2 separate regions of the Homo sapiens genome follow, and region 2 is linked to region 1. A link is an interaction called in ENCODE POLR2A ChIA-PET data of the cell type or tissue named here. Cell type or tissue: PC-3. All regions are shown on one strand. Links, peaks and the distances in the headings refer to the core of each region. The heading gives the core; the rest is flanking DNA.

Region 1 (7,800 bases), core at 1,555-5,554:
GGGGGTGGGTCCCCTGTGAAATCCCACTTTCAAGCCAAAGACAGTTTAAAGCCTGAAAGCCAAGCTACAAGTTTAACCTTTGGACTGGATCGATAACTTGTCTTCCTGTGTGGCAGCCTTTCCTCTGACTGATCCCCACCTTCACCTACTTTATATATACCTACCCTTTCCTAATTGGTTTTCTACACTGTCGTGCCCACCTTTGAGTGGTGTCTTCACTTTAACCTTTTTTGCATAATCACAAACCAATCAGCACATACTCCCCATTCTAAGTCCATAAAAGGCCCAGGACCAGCTACACGGGGAATTTTCCCACCTTTGGGTGGGGGAAACACCCCTCCCCACCACATCCCCTCTTGGCTGAGAATTTTTCCTTTCACTTAATAAATTCTATTCCACTCACTGTACAGTGTCCACATGCCTGCCTAATTCTTCCTGGTTGTGAGAAAAAGACTTGGACCTAGCTGAATTAAGGAGCAGAAAGACCACAACACATTCACATGGTAAAAATAACTATAATGTTAGGGAAGTGCATACAGTAAAAAGTTTTCCTCCCTACCCTGCCAACCAGATTTTTATGTGTCCCTCTATGCATATAAAAGCAATTGCAGCCAGGTGTGGTGGCTCACGCCTGTAATCCCAACACTTTGGGAGGCTGAGGTGGGCAGATTACTTGAGGCCAGGAGTTTGAGACCAGCCTGGCCAACATGGTGAAACCCTGTCTCTACTAAAAATACAAAAGTTAGCTGGACAGGGTGGTACGCGCTTGTTATCCCAGCTACTCGGGAGGCTAAGGCAGGAGAATCGCTTGAACCCAGGAGGTGGAGGCTGCACTGAGCTGAGATAGTGCCACAGCACTCCAGCCTGGGTGACAGAGTGAGAATTGGTCTCAATCAATCAATAAATGCAATTGCACTTATATCTCCCATTTATATTTGTGTGTGTGTGTGTGCGTGTATATATATATATATCCCTTTTTAATGCAAGTATACACACTATTGTGCATATTTTTCTGACAGCAATTAAGGTTTACATATACTTTTGAAAAAGATGATTTTATGTAATAAATACTTCTAGTTCTTGGAGATTGTATCAACTTTAGTTCAAATAAAATATACCAATGAGTTTTAATTTTTTCATAACTCCATGGTTTTCCTGGATTCCCCACCTCCACCTCATACATAACCACTCTCAAATAAAGTATCTTGCTCTACACAATTTCCTTCTCCTTTCACTCCCCTATTACCGCTAACTGCATTGGTTTTAATGAAATAATAGAAAATTTAATGAGCTGAACTCAAGTATCTGTGGCATATGTAAGAAAATAACTAATTCAGGTAATTCAAAGACCACTATGTGCTACTTCATTAATTGTCAGGGATTTCTATTTCTGTCTAACAGAATTAGTTTAGAAGTATGCCTGTTCTGTTTTACATGATTCAGACTTAAATAAACATCATAACCTAGATTTATTATACTTCATTCTCATTATCAAAGGTGACTACTATTCTCAGCACATGTAAAATAACTGAAAGCATTTATTTATTTGAGGATCTTATGACAATTATATGTATCTTAATTTTGTAACCATCTCTTAATTAATGAAGAACTAGGTATATGGTACAAAGTTAATGTTGCCATCCAAAAGACAGTAAAAACAAATGATTCAAGTCCAGGATTGATCACTTAAAAACTTATGTGTTCTTGGAGCAAACAATTTTTTTTAATCTAAACTCCATATTGCTTGCCTATAAAATGGAAATGCAGTTGACTCTCCATATCCATGGAGGATTGGTTCCAGGACCACCGTGGATACAAAATGCAGAGGATGCTCGAGTTCTGTTGGCCCTCCACATCTGTGGATGCAAAGCACAGTTGTGCCCCTGCCTACACAACCACAGGTTTAGATAAGAAACCTGTGGATATGGAGGAATGACAGCAATATCATCATATGCCTCACAGGATTACTGTGAGCAACAAACATTTAAAAAAATATGTTAGGGCACTTTGTAAAGTTGAAAAAAAGCATTAAATAAATGATAGCTGTTAAATATTGACATGTACACATGCAATGAATATTCATATTTATTATAGGTATATTAAATCGGCATGTACTCCATAAGTACTTTTAAAGTTAATTTGTAGGGCAAAACATTCAAATTCATGAATATATTCAACAAAAACTTTTTTGAGCAACTTCTACCATGTGCCCCACAATATCCTGGGGTTAGAGGTAAAGGAGAGAATAAGATAGACAATCTTTGTGTTTATACAACTTATAATAAAGAGAGGAAGACATTAAGCAGATAAATGCACAAATATTAATTAATTACAAATGTGATAAGTTGGCAAGGAGAAAACTCTTGAAAGTCAGGACAAGTGGATTGTTGTACTTCTCTTGCTCATTCACCAGCCCAAATATTTATTTGGTACCATGCTAGAAAGCTCTCTTATTAACTATTATTTTCCTTTTGTCCACTTTAGAGAAAGCACAATGCATTTAAATTAGTACCTTTCCAATTCTGACTCACGCTTGAAATATATGAAAGAAAAGCATTCTAATTTGGGGAGGGAAGTATTTTATCTCATAACATTGGTTGATGATGTTCATGGGTCACAGGAATTTTTACGAAATTTTAAAATTATTTAAAAATATGTGACTAAATAATTCTAGCTACACACTGAGGTAAGATTTTACAGAACCATAAATCATAAAGAAAGGTACCTGAAAAAAATCACCAGAAAATAATGGTAGTTAAATAGCTCTACAGAGTCTACATCTCAAAGAGCCAAAGAACATATGGAAATTTTGCCAATAAAAGGAGTGCACTTTAAATGACTTCTGAGGAACTGTCTATTATTTATGAGTTACTTGCTCATTTTTATAAGGCTTAAAGCACTGAGACAAACTTGAAAAATTTCCCAGAGCCACATTTGTGACATAAATTTAGAGTAACAGCAAGCTTCATTTAAAACCCATGTTATGCAGTTATGCTCTAATAGATTAATATTAAGCAAACATAGTCAGTAAAGTCAAGCTAATAAATACATTTAATTCCTACAAGAAAACACCATTGAATGCTTAAAAATATTTGGCTTGCATGAACTTTACCTGATACCTCTATATAACCGATACTCTCTATACCTTTATAAATCCATATTCTTAGACAGTGAAGTCACCAGCCAATAGCATTGTTTTGCACAAAATCAGAGACAAAGATTTATTAGAAATTTAATTTCTAAGCAAGTAGGAAGACTACAAAATTAACAGTCATATATTTTTATTTAAGTTCTGCTGATTAATGTTTTATTTGAGTGCAGGATTTCATCATACAGCATTGTAAGATAAAATACTGTCTAAATAAGACCAAATAGTTCAATGTTAACATATTTTACAGGTTTCCATAACAGTGCAGGAAAAACAAATATAAAACACCAACTTAGGCTATATAATTGATTCTTAGTAAAGTTCACATTCCCACAGTTCACATTCATAGCACTTGAGATATAATGACAACTTCTCTGAAGTCTATAAAAGTCAAAAGGCTATTTTAATGTTTTAATGGAGGAAAAATTAGTGTAATTTCTGTATAGGCACAATAGTACAAAGTGAGCTTGGTGTAACAAGATTACTATAGAAAGAAAATTTAATTATTTAATAATTTTACAGAATAGTAGAAAATAAGTAGATCTTATTTCTATTATCGCATTATTTATATTACTCTAGAAAACCTTAATAAGATTTAAGATTGTGTTTTAAAAGGCCTATCTTACACATTTCTTCACCTGCTGCATAACTTACACATATGACTCACTATAGAGAGAAGTACATTTCACAGTTTTATTATTTTCAGATTATCTGATTATTATCTTTTATATATAGTTATCATTCTGTATTATGATATGAAAGTCACTAGTAGTATAAATTGAATATTCAGTATAATTAAATTACTATCAGTTTTCCCTCATAAATTTCTGGTGGGAGTGTAAAATGGCACAGTCACTTTGGAAAACTTTAAGTTTCTCAGAATGCTGAAGACAGAGTCACCATATGACCCAGAAATTCTACTACAACTAAGTACTTATCTAAGAGAAATAAAAACATAATGTTTGTACAAACACTTGTAAATGAATGTTCATACCATTATTGATAATAGACAAAAAGTGGAAAACTCAAATATCCATTAACTGATGAATAAATAAACAAAATGTGATAAACTCAGATAATGGATTACTATCCAGAAATAAAAAAGAACTACTAAAACATGCTTCAATATAGAAGCACCTTAAAAAATGCTCAGTGAAAAAAGCTAAACACAAAAATCCCTATATGTTGTATAATTCTATTGCTATGAAAAGTCTAGAATAGGCAAATCTATAGTGATAGGAAGTAGATTTGTGGTTACATAGTCTTAAGCTGGAGGTGGGAGAGAAAAAAAGTGACTGGTAATGGGCACAGAGATTTCTTTTGGGATGATGGAAATGTTTGAAATTACATTGTGGTGACAGTGGCAAAAATAAGTATACTAAAAATCACTGAATTGTGCACTTAAAATAAGTAAATTTTATGATATATAAGGTATATCTCAATAAAGCTATTTTTATAAATTATATTCGTTTTATTTTTCCCTTTCTAGCTGCGTGATTGCTGCATTAAGGCAGTCTAATAAATAAAACCAATAATGCAAGCAGTTTTCCTGTTGGATCAGTAGATTATATTTTGTTTTCACATCAATTGATGTGTGAAAATAGAATAGAATATAACTTTCTTTAAAATTTTTTTTTTTTGGCAGAATAGAAACTTTATATCAGTTAGCTATGACTGCCACCCTAAAACTCAGGGGCTTAAAACAATCATAACTTATTATTTATCCTAAATCTGTGCACTGCTTAAAAAATGGCTGCTCCAGGCTGGGCTCAGCTGGGTTCATTCATGAGTACATGGCTAACTGAAGAATTATCTGGTCCAGGCCTGGGAGTAGCTCTCCCCCATGTATCTCTCATCCTTCTCCTGACACCAAAATACTGTCACACATATTCTTATTGCATGGTGGATGTACAAGAGAGTAAGTATATACCCAGGGGCTCTATCCATTGGTAACAACAAGTTAAGTGGTCAAATACAAATTCATAAGGCAAGGAAGTCCACTCCACCCCCAACAGTGGGTTCCTAAAAAATTATATGGCAAAGGGCTTTGACGGACATGGTTGAAAATCAGGGCCAATAACAGAATCTACCATAAATTTTCATTATTTAAACACGTTTGTATATATTTTCTGTGGGTGTATCAGGATTCAATGCTACTAATTCTATATTACAATTATTTATTAAATCAATCTCTCTTCTCTTTTTTTTTTTTTTTTAACCACTCCTATTGCTTCACTTTAGGATTCCTGACTTAAGATTAACATGTTGGTCTCCTGTCTCTAGTCTCAGCTCTTTCTTGTCCATTATAGTCTTGTTGTTTAAGAAACACATTTTTTTATTGTGCTTCGCTTTATTGTGCTTTTCACAACCTGAAGGTTTCTGGCAACCCATGTCAAGGAAGTCTGCTGGGGCCATTTTTCCAAGTGCATGTGCTCACTTCACGTCTGTGTCACGTTTTAGTAATTCTCGTAGTATTTAAAACTTTTTCATTAATATCATGTCTGCTATTGTAAACTGTAATAATTAACCTTTGATATTACTCTTGTAATTGTTTGGAGTCAACATCAATTGAGCCCATATAAGACAGGGGACTTAATCAGTAAATGTGTGTGTTCTGACTGCTCGACCAGCTGGCCATTTTCCTGTCTCTCTCCCTCTTCTTGGGTCTCCTTATTCCTTGAGAAACAACATCGTTAGGCCAATTAATAACCCTACAGTGGTTTCTATTCAAGTGAAAGGAAGAGTCACATATCTCTCACTTTAAATCAAAAGCTAGAAATGAATAAGCTAGAGAAGAAAGCATGTCAAAAGCTGAGATAACCTTCTCTTATGGCAAAAAGCCAAGTAGTGCATACAAAGGGAAAGTTTTTGAAAAAAATTAAAAGTGCTACTCCAGTGAATACACAAATGACAAGAGAGAGAAAGCCTTATTGCTAATATGGAGAAAGTCTGAGTGGTCTTGATAGAAGCCACAACATTTCCTTAAGCCAAAGCCTAATTCAGAACAAGGCCCTAATTCTCTTCGATTCTATGAAGGCTGAGAGAGGTGAGGAAACTGCAGAAGAAAAGTTGGAAGCTAGCAGAAGTTGCTTCATGAGGTTTAAGAAGCTATATCTGTAACAAAAACATACGAGGTAAAGCAGCAAGTGCTAGTGTAGAAGCTGCAGTAAGTTATCCAGAAGATCTAGCTAAGATCATTGATGAAGGTGGCTATTCTATATAACAGAATTTCAATGTAGATAAGACAACCTTAAATACTGGAAGAAGATACCATCTAGGACTTTCACATAGAGAGAGGAAAAGTCAATGCCTGGCTTCAAAGCTTCACAGGACAGGTTGACTCTCTTGGTAGGGACTAGTGCAGCTAGTGACTTTAAGTTGAAGCCAATGCTCATTGACCATTCTGAAAATACTAGGGTCTTCAAGAATTATGCTAAATCTATCCTGCAGGGCTCTACAAATGGAGAGTTTCTGCACAGCAAAAGAAACTATCAACAGAATAAACAGACAACCTACAGAACGGGAGAAAATTTTTGCAAACTATGCATCTGACAAAAGTCTAGTATCCAGCATCTATAAGGAACTTAAACAAATTTAAAAGAAAAATCCAAACAACCCCATTAATAAGTGGGCAAACGACATGAACAGACACTTCTCAAAAGAAGACATACATGCAGCCAACAAGCATATAAACAAAAGCTCAACATCACTGATCATTGGAGAAATGCAAATAAAAACCACAATGAAATATCATCTCATAGCCATCAGAATGGCTATTAAAAAGTCCAAAAATAACAGATGCTGGTGAGGTTGCAGAGAAAACAGAATGCTTATAGACTGTTAGTGGGAATATAATTGGTTCAACCATTCTGAAAGACAGTGTGGTGATTCCACAAAGACGTGGAGACAGAAATACCATTCAACCCAGCAATCCCATTATTGGGTATATATCCAAAGTAATATAAATCATTCTATTATAAAGACACGTGAATGTGTAGGTTCACTGCAGCACCATTCACAAGAGCAATGTTTCTTTTAGGAGGCTTTAGAAGATCATGACGAAAATGTAAGTACTAAAATTTTTTCAATATCATTTATTGTTTTTCTGCTACTTTTAAAAATTCTGTGACTTCTAAAAAAAAAGAATGCTATAAATACAGACTTGACATTGATATGAAAATAACACATAATTAATTCTGATCCAAGCCCAACAAAATTAGAAAACCAGCCAAATGATATCCCAGCAGTACAAAAACTTTATTTTTAGGTCACTTGTGCCAACTTACCTCGTTTGCTGGAATCCAAACCAAAGCAACCTAGTACAATTAGGAGTAATAGTAATATGTGGCAGTAAGTCAGAAGTAGCAAAGTAATGAAGTCTTAGAACCGGTTTAATCAAACCTTGATTTCATTTGTTTTTGGATTCAAGCATCACATTTTCAGCATTGATAAAATACAAGAGGGCCAGTGATACTTAGAATTTTACAAAACATTGGTAAGCTTTAATTTACCTTTTTCCTGCTACCAAAAAATTAAAGAAGTACATGTTGACATTATTATGAATCAACTTTACCTGTGCTTAAAAAAGTGAGGGGGCACCAAGGTCATCCTCCTCCCTCACCTCCACTAAGTTAATGTATTTATGTATTTTC
Region 2 (7,800 bases), core at 2,427-6,426, 220 kb before region 1:
GAAAATCTAGCTAAAATCCTTGATGAAGGCAGCTATACTAAACAACAGATTTTCAGTGTAGATAAAACAGCCTTATATAAATGGAAGCAGATGTCATCTAGGACTTTCATTGCTAGAGAGGTGAAGTTAAAGCCTGGCTTTAAAACTTAAAAGGACTGGATGACTATCTTGGTAGGGAATAATGCAGCTGCTGACTTTAAGTGGAAGCCGATGATTAGTGACCATTCTGGAAGTACTATGGCCTTTAAGAATTATGCAAAATCTACCCTGCCTGTGCTCTACAAATGGAACAAGAAAGCCTAGATGACAGCACATCTTTTTGCAGCATGGTTTACTAAATATGTTAAATCCACTGCTTAGACAAAAAGATTCCTTTCAAAATATAAGTATTCATTGACATTGTACCTAGTCATCCAAGAGCTCTGATTGGGATATACAAGGAGATAATGTTTTCATGCCTGCTAATACAACATCCACTCTTCACCCTACAGATCAAGAAGTAATTTCAACATTCAAATGTTATTATTTTAAAAATAGATTTCGTAAGGCTATACAGTTGCCATATAGTAATTCCTATAATTGATCTGAGCAAAGTAAATTGAAAACCATCCAGAAATAATTCATTATTTTAGATGCCATTCAGAACATTTTTGGTTCATGGGAGCCCAGAATATCAACATTAATAGGAGTTGGAAGAAGTTGATTCCAACCATATGGATGTTTAGGAGTTGAAGACTTCGGTGGAGGAGAAAGAACTGCAGATGTGGTAGAAATAGCAAAAGAACTACAATTAGAAGGGGAGCCTGAAGTTGCGACTGAATTACTGTGATACTCATGATAAAACTTTCACAGATGACAAGTTTCTTCTTATGAAGGAACAAAGAAAGGAGTTCCTTGAGATGAAATCTACTCCTGGTAAAGATGCTGTGAACTTTGTTGGAATTACAACAAATGATTTTACATAAATAAACTTGATTAAGCAGCAGCAGGGTTTGAGAGGATTGACTCCAATTTTGAAGGAAGTTTCACTGTAGAAAAAATGCATTCAAACAACATTGCATTCTACAGCAAAATCTCTTGTGAAAGGAAGGGTCAATCGATCTGGCAAACTTGTCTGATTTTAAGAAATTGCCACAGCCACACCAGCCTTCAGCAGCCACTACCCTGATCAGTCAGCAGCCATCAGCATTGAGGCAAGACCCTCTACCAGCAAAAAGATTATGACCTGCTGATGGCTCAGATGATTGTAATAACGGTTTAGGACTAACGTATTTTTTAATTAAGGTATGCACAGTGTGTTTTTTTAGACATAATCCTTTTCACACTTAATAGACTACAGGAGAGTATAAACATAATTTTTACAGGTACTGGGATACCGAAAAATTTGTGTGACTCACTTTATTGCAATTTTTGCTTTATTGCAGTGGTCTGCAACTGAACCTACAATATCTCCAAGGTATGCCTGTAAATATAGGTATAAATAACTCTAGTTGGCTTTATTAAGTTTGGCTACAAATCTGAAAAATAGGCCAAAGGACATCCGTGTAATTACCAGATCCTATCTAAAAAATACACAAACAAAAACCAAACAGATATGTATATTTTCCTGGTTTTAAAAATAATGTATATTGTGAAATAATTTGCTATTCTATTCCTACACAGTATTGTTTACTAATTTTTAAACTATACATTGTAGTTTCAGCATTTTCTCATGTCATTAAATATTCTTAATGAGATGATTTTTAAGGTTATAGAATAACTTATATATGTGTGTACTATTAATACAAGTTATTTTCCATACACATTAAAATTATTTCTAATTTTTCACAAATATAAATAATGCTGTGATAAAAATTCCTGTACATAGTTTGAGATGGCCTCTTTAATAATTTATTTTGGATACATTTCTAGAGACAAAATGACTGATTAAAACATAATTTTTTTTTTTTGAGATGGGGTCTCGCTCTGTCACCCAGGCTGGAGTGCAATGGCGCGATCTTGGCTCACTGCAACCTCCGCCTCCCGGGTTCAAGTGATTCTCCTGCCTCAGCCTTCCAAGTAGCTGGGACTACAGGCGCCCACCACCATGCCCAGCTAATTTTTTGTATTTTTAGCAGAGACAGGGTTTCTCCGTGTTAGTCAGGATGGTCTCGATCTCCTGGCCTCGTGATCCATCCGCCTCGGCCTCCCAAAGTACTGGGATTACAGGCATGAGCCACCGCGCCCGGCCTGTATATACTTTTTAAGTAGAGAACACAGGTATACAACACATGTGTATGAAAGGTTATACGAATTTATTGCTTGAAAGGTTATATTCCTATTAGTCTGAAAAGAAATACTCATGTCATTGCTCATTACAGTACTGATGATTATAGTTTTTAAATAGTCATCAATTTGATTGCAAAATTTGTGTTGTTTTAAATTTTTAGTAGATTTCTAGTGAGAGTGTACTCCCCCCCCCCCCACATATTTCTGTGCTGCATGTATTTATTTTATTAAATGACTATGCTTACCTTTTACTCATCCTTTTTTTACTTTTTCCTACTGGATTAGAAGAGCTCTTTGAGGTTGTCAACCCTGTATATGGTAGATTTCTTGTAAATATTTTATTTTCACATATTACCACTATAAGCTCCTTAAGAACAGGGTTAAAATGTCTATTCATTGCTGTATCCCCAATAGCTAATACAGTATTTGACATATAATATGCATTTAAAAATATTCACTGAAATATTCAATGAATTTCTGAATTACTCTGTGTTTTCTCTTTAACAAAAGTAGAATGAGTAGGGAGATAATCCTGAAATTTTGGGCCAGAAAATACCTAATTTTAGAATATGTATCCTTGTAAGATATGAAGATCCAGAGGATAGTTTACTATGGGATGTACTCTATATTAAAGTCAAAATGGGATATTAAATAGCTCTAAATCATGCCAATATCTAACAAATTTTGTTGCTGAAATAATGATAGGACGGACCACTTATATTTGTTGGGCTGTTTTATACAAAATATGTCCCAAACAATTAAAAACAGTTGAAATGAATCAAAGCTATTTAATTATACTGAATGCTAGTATTCTTAATTTCACAATTTCTTGTATTTCAACAGTTCACTTCCCTATCTTCTCATAACTTGAACAAAACTAGAGTGGATATCGAGAGAAATCAATATTTCATTTAACAGAGACAAGCTTTACCTAAATGTAAAAGATCTTAAGTGAAGTTAGAACATTTTCTGTTAATAATCTCTGTCTCTAGTACTTTATGTACTAGAACAGAATGCAAAAGATAAACACATGTAAATTATTCTGTATTAATTGGAGATTAATAAAATATCAGAGAGAGAAGGGCTTAAAAATATTTTTTAGTTGATACTGGAACTATTTCAAAAGAAAAGAATTATAAGCCTACAAGGGACTTTAGAGGTTATTTAATATCTTGGTGTTACAAATAACAGAAACTGAGGTCAACTAGTCCTCATAGTTTTATTTATTTATTATTTTTTGAGACAGAGCCTTGCTTTGTCACCCAGGCTGGGAGTGCAGTGGCATCATCACAGCTCACTGCAGCCTTAACCGCCTGGGTTCAAGTGATTCTCCTGAGTAGCTGGCACTATAGGCACTTACCACCATGCCCAGCTAATTAAATTTTTTTTTTTTTTGTAGAGACAGGGTCTCACTATGTTGCCCAGGCTGGTCCTGAACTCCTGGGCTTCAGTGATCCTCCCTCCTTGGCCTCCCAAAGTGCTGGGATTATAGGCATGAGCCACTGTGCCCAGCCCTCATAAAGTTATAATATGGTAGCCTAGGGCTGGTACTCAATATGCTGTGCCTCGCAGTATAATATTTTTACACACTCAAGCTTGTTAGCTTTTCAGACGACTTTGGGTTTATAGTTTTTAAATGTCTGCCAGTAAATCAGTCAAATGCAAATGCTAAAAACTGCTTCTTCCAATATATCATTAAACTCATGAAGACATAAAAATGATCTATTCCTGCTGTCAATGTAAAATATAGAAATCTTAGACCTAAAAGTTCTGCATATACTTTCAATAAAAGTAGAAATAACAGAAGTTACTGAGTTTGATTAAGAGATGACTCCAAAACCTTTAACTTCTGAAAGATTATCTACAGCATTGTTTTTAAAACTAGAAAATAAGACACAACAAAAATATCCAAAATACGGGTTGGTGAAAAAACTATGTCACATCTATCAATTAGAATATCAAAAATCCAAGTAATATTGTAGAAGGTAATTTACAACATATAAAGATGTTCATGACATAGAAAGATGCTCATATTACTAAGTAAGCAAGATAGGTTAAAAGCTATAGACAATTTAATAATAATGGCTACTGTTTAATGAGTACTTATATTTTAATCATTGTGCTGTGATTTATATACATTTTTAACTTAAATTCTTAAGACAACCCTATGAAGCAAATAGTATCATTATTTTTCATTTTACAGATGAGATAATTAAGGTTATAGAGGTGAAGTAACTTTTTGAAAGCCACACATGTATTAAGTGATTCATCATCAGGCCTGTCAGACTCCAGAAACTGAGCTCTTAATCACTGCCTTCTTGGTATGATAAGAATTTAAATGCATAGAAAAACATAAGAGAATGATACATAGCAAAATTTTAACAGTGGTTATTTATGAAGGGTATTTTATAAGAACTTTTTTATGTGAATTTTAAAAATTTTTTCCAAATGAGTAAGTACATTTTTTTTAAACAAAAAAGAAACTATACAGAAACTATACCACTTACAGTCTGTCTTAGCTATAAAATGTTAATTCTACAGTTAGCAATTTTTGGTTTGCTATATCTTCTCAGATATCAAATTTCATTTGCAAGTTTAGACTTCAGAGTGGCAATTATACATTTCATAGTTGTTACATTTAGCTTCAGTAATAAACATAGCTCTGTGACCATTAAATAATTAGAAATAGATGGGGAAGTTTCATTTTCAATTATCATTATAATGATAATTATAATGAAAAACAAAGGGGACACTTGCATGAACGAAAAAAGAAAAATCGAGGTAAAATCCTACATACCCAGCAGAACATCAGAGGAAAACTATTGAAAATAAGTTATAGACCAAAAATAGTTAAAATGCTTTATTGTGTAATTTTAGTTTCATCAAAATATTAAATTCTTTCCCATACTAGGTAGTGCCTTTCTCATTAGAAAAGGGTGTAAAGGAATTGTCTTTTATTTGAAGTCTCAAAATTCTGCTTCGCTAACAAATGAGAATAAATCCCCAAACAAACATGTTATAAGGGAGGAGAAATTAGATAACAGAGAATTAGGGCAGAAATCAGTTACTTAAATGTCCATAGGAGTCAGGCATTTAATGTAAGTGAGTAAAATAGTCTGGAGGGTCTAAAGAATATTAGCTGAGTATTGATATAGAGTATTATATCAGTGGTGGGCCAGCAATGTTGATCTGACTTTTTAGAAAACAGTGAAAATTTGCATTTTTATTTGAATTTCCCACATTTTAAATGTTCTAAACTGATTTCAAAAATGAGCTATCCCCAGTTATATACTCAATAGAATTATCTGCCAACAACCAGGTTATTTCTTTTTTTCTTTTCTTTTTTTGTTTTTTGAGACAGAGTCTTGCTCTGTCACCAGTCTAGACGGCAGTGGCGTGAGCTCAGCTCACTGCAACCTCCGCCTCTCGGGTTCAAGCGATTCTCCTGCCTCAGCCTCCCGAGTAGCTGGGATTACAGGCGCCCACCACCACGCCCAGCTAAATTTTTGTATTTTTAGTAGAGACAGGGTTTCAGCATGTTGACCAAGCTGGTCTTAAATCCTGACATCAGGTGATCCACCCGCCTTGGCGTTCCAAAGTGCTGGAATTACAGGTGTGAGCCACCACGTCTGGCCTATTTCTTAAAAGAGGGCTTTGTATGTTATCTATTAGTAGACAGAATATCCTGGGGAAAATTAGTTATTATCCAAGTGCAGAAGTAATACCACATTGAAAATGAATGGAGTTAGCTGGGAATTATAACTTCTGGTCTTATATCTTCAAAAATTTAATGAAGTCTGTCATTGGAATCAGAGAGGTGTAGGTGTTCCCTGCCCTAGGATTAACCTGGATCACAGAGGACAGGTAAACTATTTATAATGCTTAACCATGGTACCGGTAGTCATTGGATCAGATCTCTTGGACTGAGTATACCACTATAATACTGCTTCTATGGAAAAAAAATATATATATAAAGGATTCAATAGCCATCATTTTCATCCAGAATATTTTCAAGAAACATAAGCCAGTTTGCTCATTTGATTTTATCAATGGTTCTTTAAGTTGATCCACAAACCCATGAGGGTCCTGGAGACCCTTTCAGGGCTTGACAAAGTCAAAATTATTTTAGTAATAGTACTCAGACATTATTTGCCTTTTTGGCTACGTTGACATTTGCACTGATGGTACAAAATCAATGGTGGATTGACATCCTAGTATAAATTAAGGCAGTAGATCCAAGTAGTATGAACAATCACTGTTCTATTCACTGCCATCTTCTGTTTTTCTTTTTAAAAAAGCTAGTTTGAAATACTGTCCTCAATGACATAGTAAATTTAATATTTACTATATCCTCAATGTAATATTTACATTTACATGAGTAATTACAATATTATATGACAATATTAATACACATTAAATTTACTATTTAATATTAGTTAAATTAAATTTAATTAATTAAAATTAATTAAAACTTGGCCCTTGAATGTGACAAAATGGGAAAATTAAATTAATTAAAACTTGAGCCTTGAATGTGACAAAATGGGGCGTATGAACAAAATACTTCTGCATACCAAAGGATGGTGGTTGTCTCAAGGAAAATCACTTATTTATGCAATTGTTTGAGTTGTAAGCTGAATAGCTAGTTTTTAATACAGAATACCATTTTTACTTGAAAGAATGAAATAACTAATAAATTATTATTATTCAGACTTAGATGTTTGGTATACATTTTCTCAAAAATAAACAAAGTCTGTCAATTTAAGAAAAAACTATTTGTTGCTTTTTTGCCAGTAATACTATTTCTAGCTTTTTTCTTTTTTTTCTTTCTTTTTTTTTTTTTTTTTGAGACAGACTCTTGCTCTTTTGCCCCGGCTGGAGTGCAATGGTGCAATCTCGGCTCACTGCAGCCTCCACCTCTTGGGTTCAAGTGATTCTCCTGCCTCAGCCTCCCAAGCAGCTGGGACTACAGGCATGTACCACCACACCTGGCTAATTTTTGTGTTTTCAGTACAGACAGGGTTTTACCATGTTGGCCAGGCTGGTCTCGAACTCCTGACCTCAAGTGACCCGCCTGCCTCAGCCTCCCAAAGTGCTACGATTACAGATGTGAGCCACCACGCCCAGCCCAATTTCTAGCTTCAAAGCATAAATTAGAACTTAGAAAATGTCTATGTGCCACTATGAGCTTAAGAGCTTCCAGTACATTCCAGACTTTTTAGATGAGCTTGGTGATTATATTAATGAAGGTGACTTTTTGATATAATATAACAAAATATGTCAACTTTTGGAAGAATTTATATTTTCCAAATGACCAATATATGTGTTCCAAAATCATGCCTGGGTAAAAGATCCATTTGAAGTGCAAGACAGACCAATGGATTTTAAGGTGTGAGTATGGAATGGTCCTAGCCAGGGTTTTAGATTCAACATTTCAACTAACCTTTACTAAACTAAAAATTGTAAATTTTTGGTATGGTATCAAAGAACATCCACAATTATAAAAAAATGTGAACAATATAGTCCTTCCTTTTC

Evidence for each region. Peaks named below come from ENCODE experiments on the same cell type or tissue, not always from the same donor. Only the 100,000 strongest peaks of a DNase experiment are listed, where the experiment ranks them.
Region 2: POLR2A ChIA-PET joins it to region 1 with 5 read pairs; 2 of 35 experiments call an interaction of 5 or more read pairs at or near these places.

What each region holds. Positions count from the first base shown.
Region 1 is chr14:66,750,499-66,758,298 of GRCh38, reverse strand. The region is part of intron 2 of GPHN (gephyrin); the gene reads right to left. It overlaps LOC124903332 (a long non-coding RNA gene), which reads right to left. Exons shown (of 2, transcript XR_007064219.1): 2 at 3,265-7,800. Among named protein-coding and RNA genes, the nearest start is that of GPHN, 250 kb to the right of the region's middle. In PC-3, for the core only: no CTCF peak of the experiment used is centred there; no DNase peak of the experiment used is centred there.
Region 2 is chr14:66,971,580-66,979,379 of GRCh38, reverse strand. The region is part of intron 9 of GPHN (gephyrin); the gene reads right to left. Among named protein-coding and RNA genes, the nearest start is that of GARIN2, 210 kb to the left of the region's middle. In PC-3, for the core only: no CTCF peak of the experiment used is centred there; a DNase peak (open chromatin) is centred at 4,569.